Regions from separate parts of the Homo sapiens genome. Here region 2 is linked to region 1. Evidence: chromatin loops called from intact Hi-C (ENCODE). Cell type or tissue: OCI-LY7. All regions are shown on one strand. Each heading gives the region's core, and the rest is flanking DNA. Links, peaks and the distances in the headings are about the cores only. Region 1 overlaps PTPRS (protein tyrosine phosphatase receptor type S). Region 2 overlaps PTPRS (protein tyrosine phosphatase receptor type S).

Evidence for each region. Hi-C counts contacts between places; a loop is a spot of excess contacts. Peaks named below come from ENCODE experiments on the same cell type or tissue, not always from the same donor. Only the 100,000 strongest peaks of a DNase experiment are listed, where the experiment ranks them.
Region 2: a loop joins it to region 1, with 7 times the contacts of the local background. A loop is called at or near these places in 1 of 110 quality-filtered maps.

Annotation. Positions count from the first base shown.
Region 1 is chr19:5,222,070-5,230,415 of GRCh38, reverse strand. It overlaps PTPRS (protein tyrosine phosphatase receptor type S), which reads left to right. Exons shown (of 38, transcript NM_002850.4): 15 at 732-925; 16 at 1,074-1,100; 17 at 4,572-4,689; 18 at 7,119-7,727; 19 at 8,196-8,293. Among named protein-coding and RNA genes, the nearest start is that of PTPRS-AS1, 48 kb to the right of the region's middle. RefSeq lists enhancers at 3,866-4,484, 4,485-5,104. In OCI-LY7, for the core only: CTCF peaks have their summits at 4,065 and 4,268; a DNase peak (open chromatin) is centred at 4,255.
Region 2 is chr19:5,272,010-5,280,355 of GRCh38, reverse strand. PTPRS (protein tyrosine phosphatase receptor type S) reads left to right here. Exons shown (of 38, transcript NM_002850.4): 3 at 6,012-6,157; 4 at 6,773-6,914. It also overlaps the pseudogene RPL32P34. Among named protein-coding and RNA genes, the nearest start is that of PTPRS, 65 kb to the left of the region's middle. RefSeq lists an enhancer at 1-39. In OCI-LY7, for the core only: no CTCF peak of the experiment used is centred there; DNase peaks (open chromatin) are centred at 3,395 and 4,225; H3K4me3 peaks cover 513 bases; H3K27ac peaks cover 3,048 bases.

The DNA.
Region 1 (8,346 bases), core at 179-8,178:
TGAGGTGGGAGGATCGCTTAAGCCCAGGAGTTCAAAGCTGCAGTGAGCCGTGATCCTGCCACTGCATGCCAGCCTAGGTGACAGAGTAAGAGAACCTGTCTCAAAAATATTTCAGCCTCTTGGTCCTGGGAACCTGATTCGTTTTCTGAGCCATTTGCCTTTGTTTCGTTGGACAGCCCCATTATGTCCTAAGCCCAGAGAAGAAATGAAGCAGCTCTTCTTTATGCCAAACCCTGGGGTGGGTGAAAAAGATCCTGAGTGCCAAGTGGGCCACCTGCCTGCTTGGGTATTTAGGAACATACAGCTGGACTGCCTGGTGCAAATCCTGGCTTTGCCTCTTGCTAAGGCTGTGATCACAGAATCAACTCTCTAGGATTCAATTTCCCCAAATGTAAAATGAGAATGACAGGAGACCCTATCTTGCAGGGTTATGATGAGGATGGAAGCAGTGTAGGGTGAAGAAGAGGGTGTCTGGAGGCCCTGGGAAGGTGGTTTAGACTCGGGGGGGGGCAGCCTGGATCCATGGGGCGCACCTTCAGGGGCCCCTCCCAGGGCTGTGGGGGGTGTGCAGGAGGCCATGTCCTCCCGCCCGGTGGTGAGCGCTAAGAGCGCCCAGTTATTCACCGGCAGCCACTCGGCATCCTGGAATCGGACAGTGGCACTGCCCGGGGCAGGGCCGGGCGCCCTGGTAACGGCTCCGCCCGCCCCTCCCCTCCCCTCCCGCCCGCCAGTGCCCAGCGCGCCGCCGCGGAAGGTGGAGGCGGAGGCGCTCAACGCCACGGCCATCCGCGTGCTGTGGCGCTCGCCCGCGCCCGGCCGGCAGCACGGCCAGATCCGCGGCTACCAGGTCCACTACGTGCGCATGGAGGGCGCCGAGGCCCGCGGGCCGCCGCGCATCAAGGACGTCATGCTGGCCGATGCCCAGGTGGGCGGGGGGCCGGGGCGGGGCCGGGGACGGGCTCCGGGCGGGGACGGGCCCTTGCGCTCCCCCCACCTCTGCTTCTCTTTCTCCATCTCTGGCCTCCCCCGCTCACCTTCCTCCTCTCTCCCCTGCCGCCTCCTCCCGCGCTCAGTGGGAGACGGATGACACGGCCGAATATGTAAGTAGCGCCCCTGGCCACCCACCTACTGCTGTGCGCTTCCCGCGGGCCGTGCTGTGCTGTGACTCCTGCACGCCCCTTATCATCAGTAGTAAAACGGTCTCCTCCTCTGGGCCCTCCCATGCGCCCCTCGCTCTCCCATTACCTCTTGGAGCGCCCAGCCTCGATGTTTGCACCAGGGAAATGGGATACTCGGACCACTGTGCGCCCCAGGGGGCAGACCCGAGGGTGGCTTGAGCAACAGGACCTGAGGGTCGTCCCTGAATCCTCTCACCCTGATGGCTCCTGCCATTGGTGGGGCTTAAGCCTCCTGGGTCCTTCTCCTGCCCGTAGTCATTTCTCCTGTGAGTATGTCTCCTCTCCTGTTGACCCAGCCCCACCCTTTACTGTCACTCAATTCAGCCCTGTCTGGCCTAGAAATGCCTCTCTCTGGATATGCTGTCGTCTTCATTCTGGCCCCCGGGTGATGAGAGGTGTCAGCGGGGCCAGAGTGGGGAAGGATGTCTGTGATAGCCTGGTTACAACCCCACAATGCTTTAAACCAGAGAGGAATTGCTGTGTGACTTGGGGCAAGTTGCTACCTCTCTCTGGACTACCTCTCTGCCCCTAAAACGGGAGTACCAGTCTCTGCTGAGAACCCCAGGTCTGACATTAAATTGGCACTGGTCCCTTGGCTGGGCGTGGTGGCTCATGCCTGTAGTCCCAGCACTTTGGGAGGTTGAGGCAGGTGGCTCACCTGAGGTCAGGAGTTCAAGACCAGCCTGGCCAACAGGGCAAAACCCCTTCTCTACTAATAATACGAAACAGCCTGGTGTGGTGGCAGGCACCTGTAATTCCAGCTACTCGGGAGGCTGAGGCAGGAGAATCGTTTGAACCTGGGAGGCAGAGGTTGCAGTGAGCCAAAATGGCACCACTGCGGTCCAGCCTGGTCAGCAGAGGGAGACCCTGTCTCTTTTTTTTTTTTTTTTCTCCAGACGGAGTCTCACACTATCGCCCGGGCTGGAGTACAGTGGCGCCATCTCGGCTCACTGCAACCTCCACCTCCTGGGTTCAAACAATTCTCCTGTCTCAGCCTCCCGAGTGGCTGGGATTACAGGCATGAGCCACTGGTCCTGGCTGATCCTGTCTCTAATAAACAAACAAACAGGCACTGGTCCCACATGCTCTGATGCCTCCCATCTCTCACCCACACTGGATCTAGAGGGAATGTTCCCACCTGGGCTTCAACTCTGCTCTTCTCGCAGAGACCCTGGGAGGGATGGACTGTGAGGCTCAGGGGTAGGAGACCCTGTTTGTGCATCCCCGTCACCCCTCCTTATCCCCTTGGCCTGGGTCTACCCCACAGTTCCCAGGCATGCCGGCCTGTGCTTGGGGGGGTGCGTGTGTGCTTGCAGACATGGGCACACATGATGCTGTGATCGTGTGCACAGGTGTTGTGCAAGTCCGCGTGCCCGGGAGTGTTCTGTGCTGTCATTCATTGGACGAGCACTCACTTATTGAGCACCTACTATGTGCTAGATGCTGAGGATGTGGTGGTGACAAGAGCCCCTCCTCCCTAACAGTCATACTCAGTGAGAGGGATGTTAATCGGAACAAAACACACATCGGCAGGGCATGGTGGCTCACGCCTGTAATCCCAGCACTTTGGGAGGCCAAGACGGGTGGATCAGCTGAAGTCAGGAGTTCGAGACCAACCTGACCAACATGGTGAAACCCTGTCTCTACTAAAAATACAAAACCAGGCGTGGTGGCGCATGCCTGTAATCCTAGCTACTCGGGAGGCTGAGGCAGGAGAATTGCTTGAACTAGGGAGGCAGAGGTTGCAGTGAGCTGAGACCATGCCATTGCACTCCAGCCTGGGCAACAAGAGCGAAACTCTATGTCCAAAAAAAAAAAAAAAAATTGTTACAGCTGTGGTGGGGATGGGGTTTAGACAGTGAAATAAACATTTAAAAATCAGCTCTCAGCCAGGCACAGTGGCTCACGCCTGTAATCCCAGCACTTTGGGAGGCAGAGGCAGGCGGATCACTTGAGCCCAAAGTTTAAGACCAGCCTGGGCAACATGGCAAGATCCCATCTCTACAAAAAATATAAACATCATTAGCCAGGCATGTGGTGGTGCACGTCTGTATTCCCAGCTACTTGGGAGGCTAAGGCGGGAGGATCACTTGAGCTCAGGAGGTCAAGGCTGCAGTGAGCTATGATTACACCCTGCACTCCAGCCTGGGCGACAGGGTGAGACCCTGTCTCAATAAGATAAAAGAGTAAAAATCAGCTCTCTGGGTGGGCAGGAGGGGGCAGTCCTGTTTTGTAGCATTGGACCGTTTCCATGGTGTAAATACTTCCCACCATGTCAATTTCAAGCTACCGGGGAGGTGCCCAGTAGCCCATAATCATGTATTCCTACTCTACAGATGCAATAGACAAGATGATCTCAAAGCAGTAACCATACAGATACCCACAGAGAACAGTAACCCTAGTGAAATAACTAGATTTGCTGTATTTATTGCCTTTGCTTTCAATATAACTTAGTTGATTGTAAGTTTATACAGTTTATTTATTTATTTTTGAGACAGTCTTGCTCTGTCACCCAGGCTGGAGTACAGTGCCACGATGTTGGCTCACTGCAACCTCCGCCTCCTGGGTTCAAGTGATCCTCCTGCCTCAGCCACCCCAGTAGCTGGGACTACAGGCATGTGCCACCACGCCTGGCTTTTTTGCTTTTTTTTTTTTTTTTTGGTATTTTTAGTAGAGACGAAGTTTCACCATGTTGGCCAGGCTGGTCTGGAACTCCTGACCTTAAGTGATCCTCCTGCCTTGGCCTCCCAAAGTGCTGGGATTACAGGCGTCAGCCACTGCGCCCAGCCTCGTACAGTTTAATTTTTAATAACAGCTCTGTTTCATAAGTGGCTCACAAAATTCCTGAAAATTTAACCAGCGGCTCTCATGAGTTGGTACCGGGCACCTCCAGCACACCAGTGGGTGTAGACAGGGGGGAAGGCCAGTGCCAAAGGGCCTGAGGCAGGCTGTGCCTGGTGCATTGGAGGAACAGCAAGGAGAGCCCTTTGTGAGCCACAGGGAAGACTTGGGCTTTGACCCCAAGAGAGGTGGGAGCCATGGAGGGCTGTGGGGAGAGCGGGGACGGACCCTGACTCCAGTGCTCACAGGCGCCCTCTGGCTGCTGTGGGGAGGACAGACTGTCGGGGGTGATGGCAAGGAGTGAGGGGAGCGGAGCAGAGAGGACCGAGTTGGTCCTGGCAAGCGACAATGGGCTCGTCCGGCTGGGTTGTTGCATGTACCCTCTGAGCATGGCCATGCCACGTGTCGTGGTCTCTGCATGAGCTCATGTGCACGTCTCCACCCCTGATCCGGGCCCTGCATCCTCCTTGCTTGTTCTCAGCACGGGGAGTGGGGGTGGGTGGGGCTGCTCCCAGCCCCAGCCGTCGTGCTGACCCCCAGCCGTGCCTGCAGGAGATGGTCATCACAAACTTGCAGCCTGAGACCGCGTACTCCATCACGGTAGCCGCCTACACCATGAAGGGCGATGGCGCTCGCAGCAAACCCAAGGTGGTTGTGACCAAGGGAGCAGGTATGCAACCCGCCCTCCTCCCACCCACCAACAGCCCCTTTGCCCCCACTGGCACCAGAGCGTGACTCCAGAGTCCTTGAGCTCACAAGGGCAGGCAGAGGGTGCACCAGGCAGCTGGAACAGTGAGACAAAGGTGTGAGGGCTGCTCAGGTGGGTGTCCAGGGCCCAGCTTGGCCCCCCCCGCCCCTGCCTCCTCCTTTGTCACTCACTTCCTGTCCCCCCGGCTCCCACCAGACAGAAACAGTTAACAGCCACCTCTGACCCCTTTGCCCTCTCAACCTTTACTTGGGCTGTTCCCTCTGCCAGGATACCCCTTCCCCTGCTGGCTGGCTCCTCTTCTGCCTTTAGGTCTCAGCTCAAGGTACACCTGGCCCTGGAAAGCCTTCCCTGATTGCCTCATCCCATAATCTTGATCCTTCTGGGCCCCCTAGTCTCCTGTGCTTCCCCCATCCAGGCTCTGGTCGCCCCGGCTAGGTTGTTATTTCAGGGTGGTGCACCTGTCTTCCCCTACTGCACCAGGAAGCCACCTTTCTCTTGGTGGCCCTGCCTCAGTTTCCCCTTCTAGCCCCTCCATTGTCCCTTCCATCGTCCCCAAGGGGCTGGCTTTTTTTTCCAGCCAAAATGGAGCTGAATTAAGAAAAAGAGGCTGCCGTGAAGATGTAAGGGGAGGGTACACCGGGCGGAGGGCACAGCCCAGAAAAAGACTTGGGGGGTGGGGCGTGGTGGTGGTGGTGGTGGGCGGAACAAGCTCGGGTGTTTCAGGAACAATCGACTGACTTCTGTGGCCTTCATCCCAGTCCCCACACCCACCCTCTCCTCGGGGACCCTTGTAGCCACACCACTGTGTACCCCACCTTTCAGGCCTCCCAGCTGGACACAGCCCCTGCCCTTGTCCACACTATTCCCTTCACGCACCTTGTCTGCGTCCTCCAGCATCCAGCTCTAACGCCACCTCCTCCAAGCAGCCTCCTGTGATCTCTCCCTCCCTTCTTCTAGCCAGCAGGGCACTTCCCTCCTCTCTCAGGGACATTGTATTAGAGCTGTGTTTGCTAAGCAGAAACCACTGCATACGCTGCTCTCCCCACCACCCTGGGTATTCATAGCAGTCCATTCAAGGCCCTGATAAGTCCTGCAGTAGAGAAGTCCATTTTCATGTATACAGCCCAGCTTTCCCCCTTCTTTGCCTGATCCCAGAACCTCTCTCGGCACATTGATTACTACCCAGGCTGTGCGAAACAAAGAGCAGGGGCGGATTTTGGATTTCTTTATGTCCCATGGGTATTGGTCAGGTGCCTGCATTGAGCAAGGGCCAAATCAACAAGGCAGGAGATGGTTGCCTTATTAATGGAAGGAGGAGGGGTTCTCTGAGTCCTCACTTCCTTGCTGTGCTTTATGCGCCCCTAGCCCAGTGCCGGCTCTACACCTTTGCATGGGCCGTTCCCTCTTCCTGGAGCACGATTCCCCCAGATCTTCTCGTGGTTCCCTCTCTTTCTTCTTTCAAGTCTTTGCTTCTTAAGTGAGGCTTTCTTGAGACCTACTTTTATTTTTAAGACGGAGTCTTGCTCTGTTGCCCGGGCTGGAGTGCAGTGGCACGATCTTGGCTCCCTGCAACCTCTGCCTCCTGGGTTCAAGTGATTTTCCTGCCACAGCCTCCTGAGTAGCTGGGATTACAGGCGTGCACCACCACCCCCGGCTCATTTTTGTATTTTTAGTAGAGACAGGGTTTCACCATGTTGGCCAGGCTGGTCTCGAACTCCTGACCTGAAATGATCTGCCCATCTCAGCCTCCCAAAGTGCTGGGATTACTTACAGATGTGAGCCACCACACCCAGCCTTGAGATCCACTTTTAAAAATCACAACCCCAGGCTGGGCACGGTGGCTCACACCTGTAATCCCAGCACTTTGGGAGGCTGAGGCGGGTGGATCACCTGAGGTCAGGAGTTCAAGACCAGCCTGGCCAATATGGCGAAACCCCATCTCTACTAAAAATACAAAATTACCCAGGCGTGGTGGTGTGTACCTGTAATCCCAGCTGCTCGGGAGGCTGAGGCAGGAGAATCCCTTGAACCCGGGAGGCAGAGCTTGTAGTGAGCCGAGATGGGGCTACTGCACTTCAGCCTGGGCAACAGAGCAAGATTCTGTCTCAAAAAAAAAAAAAAAAAAAATCACAACCGCAGCTGGGTGCAGTGGCCTTATAATCCTAGCACTTTGGGAGGCCGAGGCAGGAAGCTCACTTGAGCCCAGGAGTTCGAGGCTGCAGTGAGCCGTGATCTCACCATTGCACTCCAGGCTGGGCAACAGAGTAAGACCCCCCCCAACTCAAAAAAATGTTATATTGAAGGAAAAGAATTAAAAATACAACCCCACCTTGTGCCTCTGGGCTGGCGGATGGCGCTGGGACCCTGACACCTGCCCCGTATCCCCGCAGTGCTGGGCCGCCCAACCCTGTCGGTGCAGCAGACCCCCGAGGGCAGCCTGCTGGCACGCTGGGAGCCCCCGGCTGGCACCGCGGAGGACCAGGTGCTGGGCTACCGCCTGCAGTTTGGCCGTGAGGACTCGACGCCCCTGGCCACCCTGGAGTTCCCGCCCTCCGAGGACCGCTACACGGCATCAGGCGTGCACAAGGGGGCCACGTATGTGTTCCGGCTTGCGGCCCGGAGCCGCGGCGGCCTGGGCGAGGAGGCAGCCGAGGTCCTGAGCATCCCGGAGGACACGCCCCGTGGCCACCCGCAGATTCTGGAGGCGGCCGGCAACGCCTCGGCCGGGACCGTCCTTCTCCGCTGGCTGCCACCCGTGCCCGCCGAGCGCAACGGGGCCATCGTCAAATACACGGTGGCCGTGCGGGAGGCCGGTGCCCTGGGCCCTGCCCGAGAGACTGAGCTGCCGGCAGCGGCTGAGCCGGGCGCGGAGAACGCGCTCACGCTGCAGGGCCTGAAGCCCGACACGGCCTATGACCTCCAAGTGCGAGCCCACACGCGCCGGGGCCCTGGCCCCTTCAGCCCCCCCGTCCGCTACCGGACGTTCCTGCGGGACCAAGGTAGGCGCGCGGCGACCCCTGCACCAGAGCCGGACCGGGCCTTGCGCCCACCCCCACCCCAGCCCCCTCCCTCTCCCCTGCCCAGGTAAGTGCTCACTTTTCTGCTTCCTCGTGGTCACTCAAGGCAAGTCCGGACCCCGAGGCTCCGGCGTTGGCAAAGGTGGGACGTGCCTCGGTGGCACCACCGCCCCCCACCACTGCCCCCTCCCCTTGCTCCCCTCCCCCCTCTTCCTCCTCCTCCACCTTCTTTCTGCAGCCTCTGCACCCGTGCCGTCTCCCGAAGCAGGGACTTGGGACAGGACAGGGCAGGGCCGGGCCAGGGCCAGGCAGGAAGGCCGTGGGCATGGGCACAGCGGACGACAGGGAGCGCCTGGGCCGCCCCACCCCACCCCGCTTCACGCCACCCAGTGCCAGGCACTCATGGGGCCTCTCTTCTGCTCTCTCCCTGCTCGGCCGCCTCCCCGGCAGTCTCGCCCAAGAACTTCAAGGTGAAAATGATCATGAAGACATCAGTTCTGCTCAGCTGGGAGTTCCCTGACAACTACAACTCACCCACACCCTACAAGGTGCGACTGCCCAGCCAGCAGGCAGGCAGGCAGGCAGGGTCAGGGGTTGTAGT
Region 2 (8,346 bases), core at 226-8,225, 50 kb before region 1:
GTTAGGCTGGTCAGGCCACTGGGGCAGGAACTCTGTTTTGTTTAAAGCCCAGCCTGAGCCATGGATGGGTAGGCGTTGGGGCCCACAGGGACCTACCCTTGGAACCTCGGGCCTTCTTAAGGCCTCTCTGGGCTTCTGAATAGCTGGAACTTTCCAGAACTTTTCTGGTCAACCTGTGTGGCCCCTGGACTCACTCTACCCTTTTCTAGCTGGTCGTAGAGGCTCAAAGTCCTAGCGTTGCTCAAGTTTGAGTTGTTAGACCTCAGCCTCTCCTCAGACCCCAAACTTTTACTTAAAACAAAGTTTTGCTCCATTTTTTCTTTAATCAGCTCACTTTTTTATTTAAGCAATTTTATGTTTTAAAATAACTTCAGGCTGGGCGTGGTGGCTCACGCCTGTAATCCCAGCACTTTGGGAGGCCAAGGTGGGTGGATCACGAGGTCAGGAGATCGAGACCATCCTGGCTAACACGGTGAAACCCCGTCTCTACTAAAAATGCAAAAAAATTAGCCAGGCATGGTGGCGGGCGCCTATAGTCCCAGCTACTCGGGAGGCTGAGGCAGGAGAATGGCGTGAATCCGGGAGGTGAAGCTTGCAGTGAGCCGAGATCACGCCACAGCACTCCCGCCTGGGTGACACAGTGAGACTCTGTCTCAAAAAAATAAAAATAAAAATAGATAACTTCAGCTGGGCACGGTGGCTCACACTGCTAATCCCAGAGCTTTGGGAGACCGAGATGGGAGGTTCACTTGAGCCCAGGAGTTCCAGACCAGCCTGGGAAACATAGCGAGACCCTGTCTCTGCAAAAGATTAAAAATTAGCCGCATGTGGTAGCAAGCGCCTGTGGTTCCAATTACTCAGGAGACTGAGGCCAGAGGATCCCTGGAGCCCAGGAGTTTGAGGCTGCAGTGAGCTATGATTGCACCACCGCACTCCAGCCTTGGGTGAGAGTGAGACCCTGTCTCTGTAAAAAAAAATAAGAAGAAGAAGAAAAAATAAAATAAAAATAAAAATAAAAATAACTTCTTCAATTTGTCTTTAGTTCTACATGTAAAAAGGTACCAAAGTGGAAATCTCTGTCCCTGTGTCCAGCCACTTAGCTCCCTGGAGGCAGCACTGTTTCTACACATACATACAATCTTTCCCTTTTTCCTTTTTTCTTTTTTTTTTGAGACAGAGTTTTGGTCTGTTGCCCCGGCTGGAGTGCAGTGGTGCGGTCTGAGCTCACTGCAGCCTCCACCTCCCGGGTTCAAGCGATTCTCCTGCCTCAGCCTCCTGAGTAGCGGGGATTACAGGCATGCACCACCACGCCTGGCTGATTTTTGTATTTTTAGAAGAGACGGGGTTTCACCATGTTGGTCAGGCGGGCCTCAAACTCCTGATCTAGTGAGCCTGCCCCAGCCTCTCAAAGTGCTGGGATTACAGGTATGAGCCACCATGCCCAACCCCTTTTTTCATTTTAAAAAATCGTACAACGGTACCATTTGCGACACTTTATTACCTCTTGCTTATACACACCTCCTCCATTTAATAATATATCTTATTGTTCCTACCCTAGTAGTTTATTTTAAAAAGCATCCTGGCTGGGCAGGGTGGCTCACGCCTGTAATCCCAGCACTTTGGGAGGCTGAGGTGGTTGGATCACCTGAGGCCAAGAGTTTGAGACCAGCCTGGCCAACATGGGGAAACCCTGTCTCTACTAAAAATACAAAAATTAGCCGGGCGTGATGTGTGCCTGTAATCCCAGCTACTTGGGCGGCTGAGGCAGAAGAGTCCACTTGAACCCAGGAGGCGGAGGTTGCAGTGAGCCAAGATCGCGCCCTGCACTTGAGCCTGGGTGACGGAGTGAGACCCTGCCGCAGAAATAAATAAATAAATAAGTAATCAAAAAGCATCTCGAGGTGAGAGGATCGCTTGAGGACAGGAGTTTGAGACCAGCCTGGGCAACATGGCAAAACTCAGTACAAAAATTAGCTGGGCGTGATGGCATGTGACTGTAGTCCCAGTTACTCAGGAGGCTGAGTTGGGAGGATCGCTTGAGCCTGGGAGATTGAGGCTGCAGTGAGGTATGTTCGTGCCATTGCACTCCAGCCTGGGCAGAAGAGCGAGTCCCTGTCTGAAACAAAAAAGCATCCTTTCCCCCACCCCCCACTCCCTTTTTTTTTTTTTTTTGGCAGTTTCTACATTTATTTAAACACAAAACATGCACACGAGCCGTCTACTCATTTTCTTCACTGCGCAGCCTGGCATTGGGGTTGGTGACTCTGACGGCAGCTGGGCGGCCCTTTCCACGTTGGTTTTGCGTTTCTTGGAGGAAACACTGTGAGCGATCTCAGCACAGGGAGATTTGTTGCACATCAGCACTTCCAGCTCCTTGACGCTGGGGACCAGGAACTTCCGGAAGCCACTGGGCAGCATGTGCTTTGTTTTTTGTTGCTCCCGTAACCACTGTTGGGCATCAAGATCTGGCCCTTGAACGTTCTGCGAACCCTGTTGTCAATACCTCTGGGTTTCCCCCAGTTAACGCTTAATTTTGACATATTGGTCTGACTGGTGCCGGATGAACGCCTTGATCCTCTTTTTGACGATCTTGGGCTTCATGAGGAGTCTGAGGGCGGCCATGATGCTGAGGAGGAGACGGCTGCCACCTCCTTAGGCAGCGCCGAGGAAGGGAGGCTTTTCCTCCTTTTTTTTTTTTTTGAGATGGAGTCTCACTCTGTCGCCCAGGCTGGAGTGCGGTGGCGCGATCTCGGCTCACTGCAAGCTTCGCCTCCTGGGTTCACTCCATTCTCCTGCCTCAGCCTCCCGAGTAGCTGGGACTACAGGTGCCTGCCACCTCGCCCAGCTAATTTTTTGTATTTTTAGTAGAGATGGGGTTTTCACCATGTTAGCCAGGATGGTCTCGATCTCCTGACCTCGTGATCCACCCACCTCAGTCTCCCAGAGTGCTGGGATTACAGGCATGAGCCACCGCACCCGGCTTTTTCCCCCTTTTTATACTTATGTAGTATTCTGCTGCATAGATAGCCTGGCATTCACTTGATCAGTTCCTTTTTATTGGATATATAGGCTGCTTCCTAAGGGCTCTTGTAAGTATGTTGCAGCCCTCGGGGAAAAAAAATAAAAAAATTAGCCAGGCGTGGCTGTGGGTACCTGTAGTCCCAGCTACTTGGGAGGCTGAGGCAGGAGAATGGCATGAACCCAGGAGGCAGAGCTTGCCGTGAGCCAAGATCGCGCCACTGCACTCCAGCCTGGGCGACAGAGCGAGACTCAGTCTCTTAAAAAAAAAAAAAAAAAACACAAAACTCAGCAGTAGCTCCATTCATCTTAGGGGATACATTGTAACATTACTGTGTACTGTGACCGGAAATCTAGTGTCCCTCTGGGAGATGCAAAGGTTACTGTAAAAATAGTCGATAAAAAGGAAACAATGTTAATGAATTCTCCACAGATACTGTAGCCTGTCCCAGGTGCAGCTTGATGAGGTTGCTCTAGGATGTTAAAATAGGCATACTCACCTGCCTGGTGGCTCACGCCTGTAATCCCAGCACTTTGGGAGACTGAGGCGGGCGGATCACGAGGTCAGGAGATCGAGACCATCCTGGCTAACACGGTGAAACCCCCATCTCTACTAAAAATACAAAAAAATTAGCTGGGCATGGTGGCGGGCATCTGTAGTCCCAGCTCCTTGGGAGGCTGAGGAAGGAGAATGGTGTGAACCTGGGAGGCGGAGCTTGAAGTGAGCCGAGATCGCACCACTGCACTCCAGCCTGGGCAACAGAGTGAGATTCTGTCTCAAAAAAAACAAAAACAAAAAAAAAACACGTACTCCAGGCCAGGCGCAGTGGCTCACACCTGTAATCCCAGCACTTTGGGAGGCCAAGGTAGGTGGATCACTTGAGGTCAGGAGTTCAAGACCACCCTGGCCAACATGGTGAAACCCCATCTCTACTAAAAATACAAAAATTAGCCAGGCGTGGTGGTGCGTGCCTGTAATCCCAGCTACTTAGGAGTTAGAGGTAGGAGAATCACTTGAACCTGGGAGGCGGAGGTTGCATTGAGCCGAGATGGCACCACTGCACTCTGGCCTGGTGACAGAGCAACACTTCATCTCAAAAAACAAAAACAAAAACAAAAACACTCCTACTCCAGGCTTTATTGCAGAGACTGAATGAATACATCAGATCGTCATGGAGGGTGAAGAATGTGGATGTGAAAGCCAGGCTGGTTCAAAGGAGCACGTTCAGCTCAGCCACCGCCTGGCTGTGCATGTCCAGCCAAAGCAAGTCCCTTGCCTGGTTTGTGTCTCAGTTTCCTCACATGTAAAATGGGGATGGCAGAGCTGGGTATGGTGGTTGACGCCTATAAATCCAGCAGCTTGGGAGGCTGAAGTGGGAGGATTGCTCGAGGCTAGGAGTTTGAGACCAGGCTGGACAACATAGCTACTTGGGAGGCCAAGGTGGGAGGATCACTTGAGGCCAGGAGTTCCAGACCAGCCTGGGCAACATAGTGAGACCCCAGGCTGGTTTTTGTTTTTGTTTTTGTTTTTTGAGACGGAGTCTCACTCTGTCGCCCAGGTTGAAGTGTGGTGCCATGATCTTGGCTCACTGCAGCCTCCATCTCCCAGGTTCAAGCAATTCTTCTGCCTCAGCCTGCCAAGTAGTTGGGATTACAGGTGCCCACCACTATGTCTGGCTAATGTTTGTTTCCTTAGTAGAGACGGGGTTTCACCATGTTGGTCAGGCTGGTCTCGAACTGCTGACCTCAGGTGATCCTCCGGCCTCAGCCTCCCAAAGTGCTGGGGTTACAGATGTGATGGCCTTCACCTGTAGTCCCAGCTACTTGGGAGGCCAAGGTGGGAGGATTGCTTGAGCCTGGGAGGTCTAGGCTGCAGTGAGCCAAGACCGTGCCACTGCACTCCAGCCTGGGTGACAGAGTGAATCCCTATCTCTCAGGAAAAAAAAAAAGAAAAGAAAAAGAAAAGAAGGCTGGGTGCAGCGGCTCATGCCTGTAATCCCAGCACTTTGGGAGGCGAAGGCAGGCAGATCATGAGGTCAGGAGACCGAGACCATCCTGGTTAACATGGTAAAGCCCCATCTCTACTAAAAATACAAAAAGTTAGCCGGGCATGGTGGTGGGCACCTGTAGTCCCAGCTACTCGGGAGGCTGAGGCAGGAGAATCGCTTGAACCTGAGAGGCAGAAGTTGCAGTGAGCCGAGATCACACCACTGTACTCCAGCTTGGGCGACAGAGTGAGACACTGTCTGGAAAAAAAAAAAAAAGAAAAGAAAATGACGATCAGGATGGCACTGCCTCTCCATGCTGTTGGAGAGGTTAAATATTAAATATTACTTCCCCTTTCTGAGCTCCTGCCTCCAGCTCAGAGCACTCTCCTGGGCACTGACCCCTCGTGTCCAGCCACCTCCTGGATGCCTCCCAAGAAGCTGGAGCTCTGGGTTCAAATACTGGCTCTGACCTCATGTCCCATGGTCACCCCCCGCCCCCATGCTGGGTGCCTCAGTTTCCCCACATGTCTCACCAGGAAATTAGACCAAGTTATTCTGGCAAGTGCTTTCAGGGCCCTCCAGGGTTTGGCTGGTCACCATGGAGGGGGGGTTCAGGTGCTGAATTTAGGGACCCCAGCATCTCACAGGTTTCCCCTTCCATCTTTCCCAGTGGCACTGTGTCTGAGCAGGTGTGCCCAGGTGAGGTTGTATCCACTGTGTCTGAGCAGGTGTGCCCAGGTGAGGTTGTATCCACTGTGTGTGAGCAGGTGTGGCTGTTGCAGGTGGAAGTGGGGATATGTGGGCACCTGGGTGCCCATGGGTGCCGTGGTGGGGGGCGAGGTGGGAGGGTGTTTGTTGTCATCCTTGCTTTCCTCCTCCTCTCTTCATTGGCCACATGGCACTTCCGTGGGCAGGGCATGGAATGCAGGTTTTCGTGGCTCCTTGGTATCCTAGCCAGATGCCTGGACCCATCAGCGCCCCCCCTTCTTTCCACTGTATCCCCAGAGCCCCCCAGGTTTATCAAAGAACCCAAGGACCAGATCGGCGTGTCGGGGGGTGTGGCCTCTTTCGTGTGTCAGGCCACGGGTGACCCCAAGCCACGAGTGACCTGGAACAAGAAGGGCAAGAAGGTCAACTCTCAGCGCTTTGAGGTGAGTTGGGGTAGGGGGAGGCAGCCTGGGGTCAATGCTCCCCCAAGGCAGGGCCACAGCACCTCAGCCACAGTGGACTTCGTGGACACGTTCCCCAGGTGGAGCATCATCTGTGGCCAAGCAAGCATGGCTGCGCAGCCTCCAGCCAGGGCCCTGCCCGCCTTACTTGCTCTACCAGCTCCATGCTGTGTGGCCTCAAGCAAAGCCCTGCCCTCTCTGAGTCTTCTTCACAGTGCAGTGTACACAGCACCACTGCACACAGAAGGAACTTTACAACTCTCAATACACGCCCATGATCACACGTGCACATTGACACATTCCGCATGTCTTCACATGCCTTTGCATGCCTGTCACATGGGCTTGCAGACATTTGTCACCCTCACACATGCACACAACACCCTGTTCTTATATGTACCCAAATCTGGTCCCTGTCTGCGGCGCATTTATACTGGACACCGACACACGTGCACATTCAGCCTGCAGCAATTCTCCCAGTCACCCCCAGGATCATGGGGCTGACTGCCATTCCCCTACAGCCCAGCCTAGCCCAGCCTAGACAGGAACCTTCCTGGGACCCCAGCCTCACTCTGTTCTTTTTTCCCCTGCCCATGGCAGACGATTGAGTTTGATGAGAGTGCAGGGGCAGTGCTGAGGATCCAGCCGCTGAGGACACCGCGGGATGAAAACGTGTACGAGTGTGTGGCCCAGAACTCGGTTGGGGAGATCACAGTCCATGCCAAGCTTACTGTCCTCCGAGGTATTGGGCTCCTCAGGGCGGGCGGAGGATAAACTGGGCCCTGGGCTTTGGGGACAAGCACAAAAGGAATACATGAAAGTTACCCCAAACCCTCCTGCTTTGTGTTTTTTGGGAGGACCTTGATCTCCCTTATCCAACCAGTAACAGTCTCAGGGCCCAGCGCCTACTGGTGGGGATTTATTGTGCCTTTGCAAGAAAGAAAGGAATTGAGAGACTAGAATCATCCTAATTTATAATCTTCATCATGTGCTTCTGATGACAAAAGGCTGATCCAACTCAGATGGGTTCAAGCGAGAAAGGTAATTGATGTGCAGAATTAAAATTCCATGGAGTGGCTGGCTTCAGGTTCAGCTGGATCCAGGGGCTCATTGAATTTTCTCAGAGCTCACTCTCTGTCTCTTGGCTTTGTTTCCTTCTGTATTGATGATATCCTTAGTGAGACTTCCCCCACTGCCAATGAACTTGGATCCCATTCCCTTCCCTGAACTAATCACTGTGGCTCAGGAGGAACAAACACTCTGATTGGCTAGACTCCTACCTGGAGCCAAGAGTGAGTGTGGTTCCCCCAAAGGAATAAAGATAAACAGGGTTGGGCATGGTGGCTCACACCTGCAATCCCAGCACTTTGGGAGGCTGAGGTGGGAGGATCACACGTGAGACTAGACTGGGCAACATAGCGAGACCCCATCTCTACAAAAAATAAAGGATGAACGGATGCTAGGTAGGCAGAAACTGCTGCCCCACTTCCCCAGACATTCACACGGGCCTGCAGTGCTGCTTGCTGGTCTTGTTTAGGTGCAATTCTTTTTTTTTTTTTTTTTTTTTTTTTTTTTTTTTTTTTTTTTTGAGACAGTCTTGCTTTGTTGCGCTGGCCAGAGTACAGTGGCATTATCTCAGCTCACTGCAACCTCCACCTCCCAGGTTCAAGCGATTCTCCTGCCTCAGCCTCCCAAGTAGCTGGGATTACAGGCACATGCCACCACGCCCAGCTAATTTTTGTATTTTTAGTAGAGACAGGGTTTCACCATGTTGGCCAGGGTGGTCTCAAACTCCTGACCTCAAGTGATCCGCCTGCCTCAGCCTCCCAAAGTGCTGGGATTACAGGCATAAGCCACTGCATGCAGCCTAAATGCATTTCTTGAACAAGTCGCAAGGGGTTTATAGGGGGCTGTCTGAGTGATGCTGTTTTATAATGAGGAAGCAATTTTGTGAACAAATTTTTGTTCAGCATCATTTCAAACAGCCGCCTACAAACCCTTGCCCAACCACTCTGTGCTGCCTTCTCCACTGCAGTTTGGTCTTAGCACTGGGCCCAGCCTGTGGAGCTCAAGTCCTGGCTGCCACTTGGTTGCTGTGTGACCTAGGGCAGGTTAATGAACTTGTCTGAGCTGCAATTTTCTCATCTCTAAAGTCGGGCTGAGTACAGGGACTC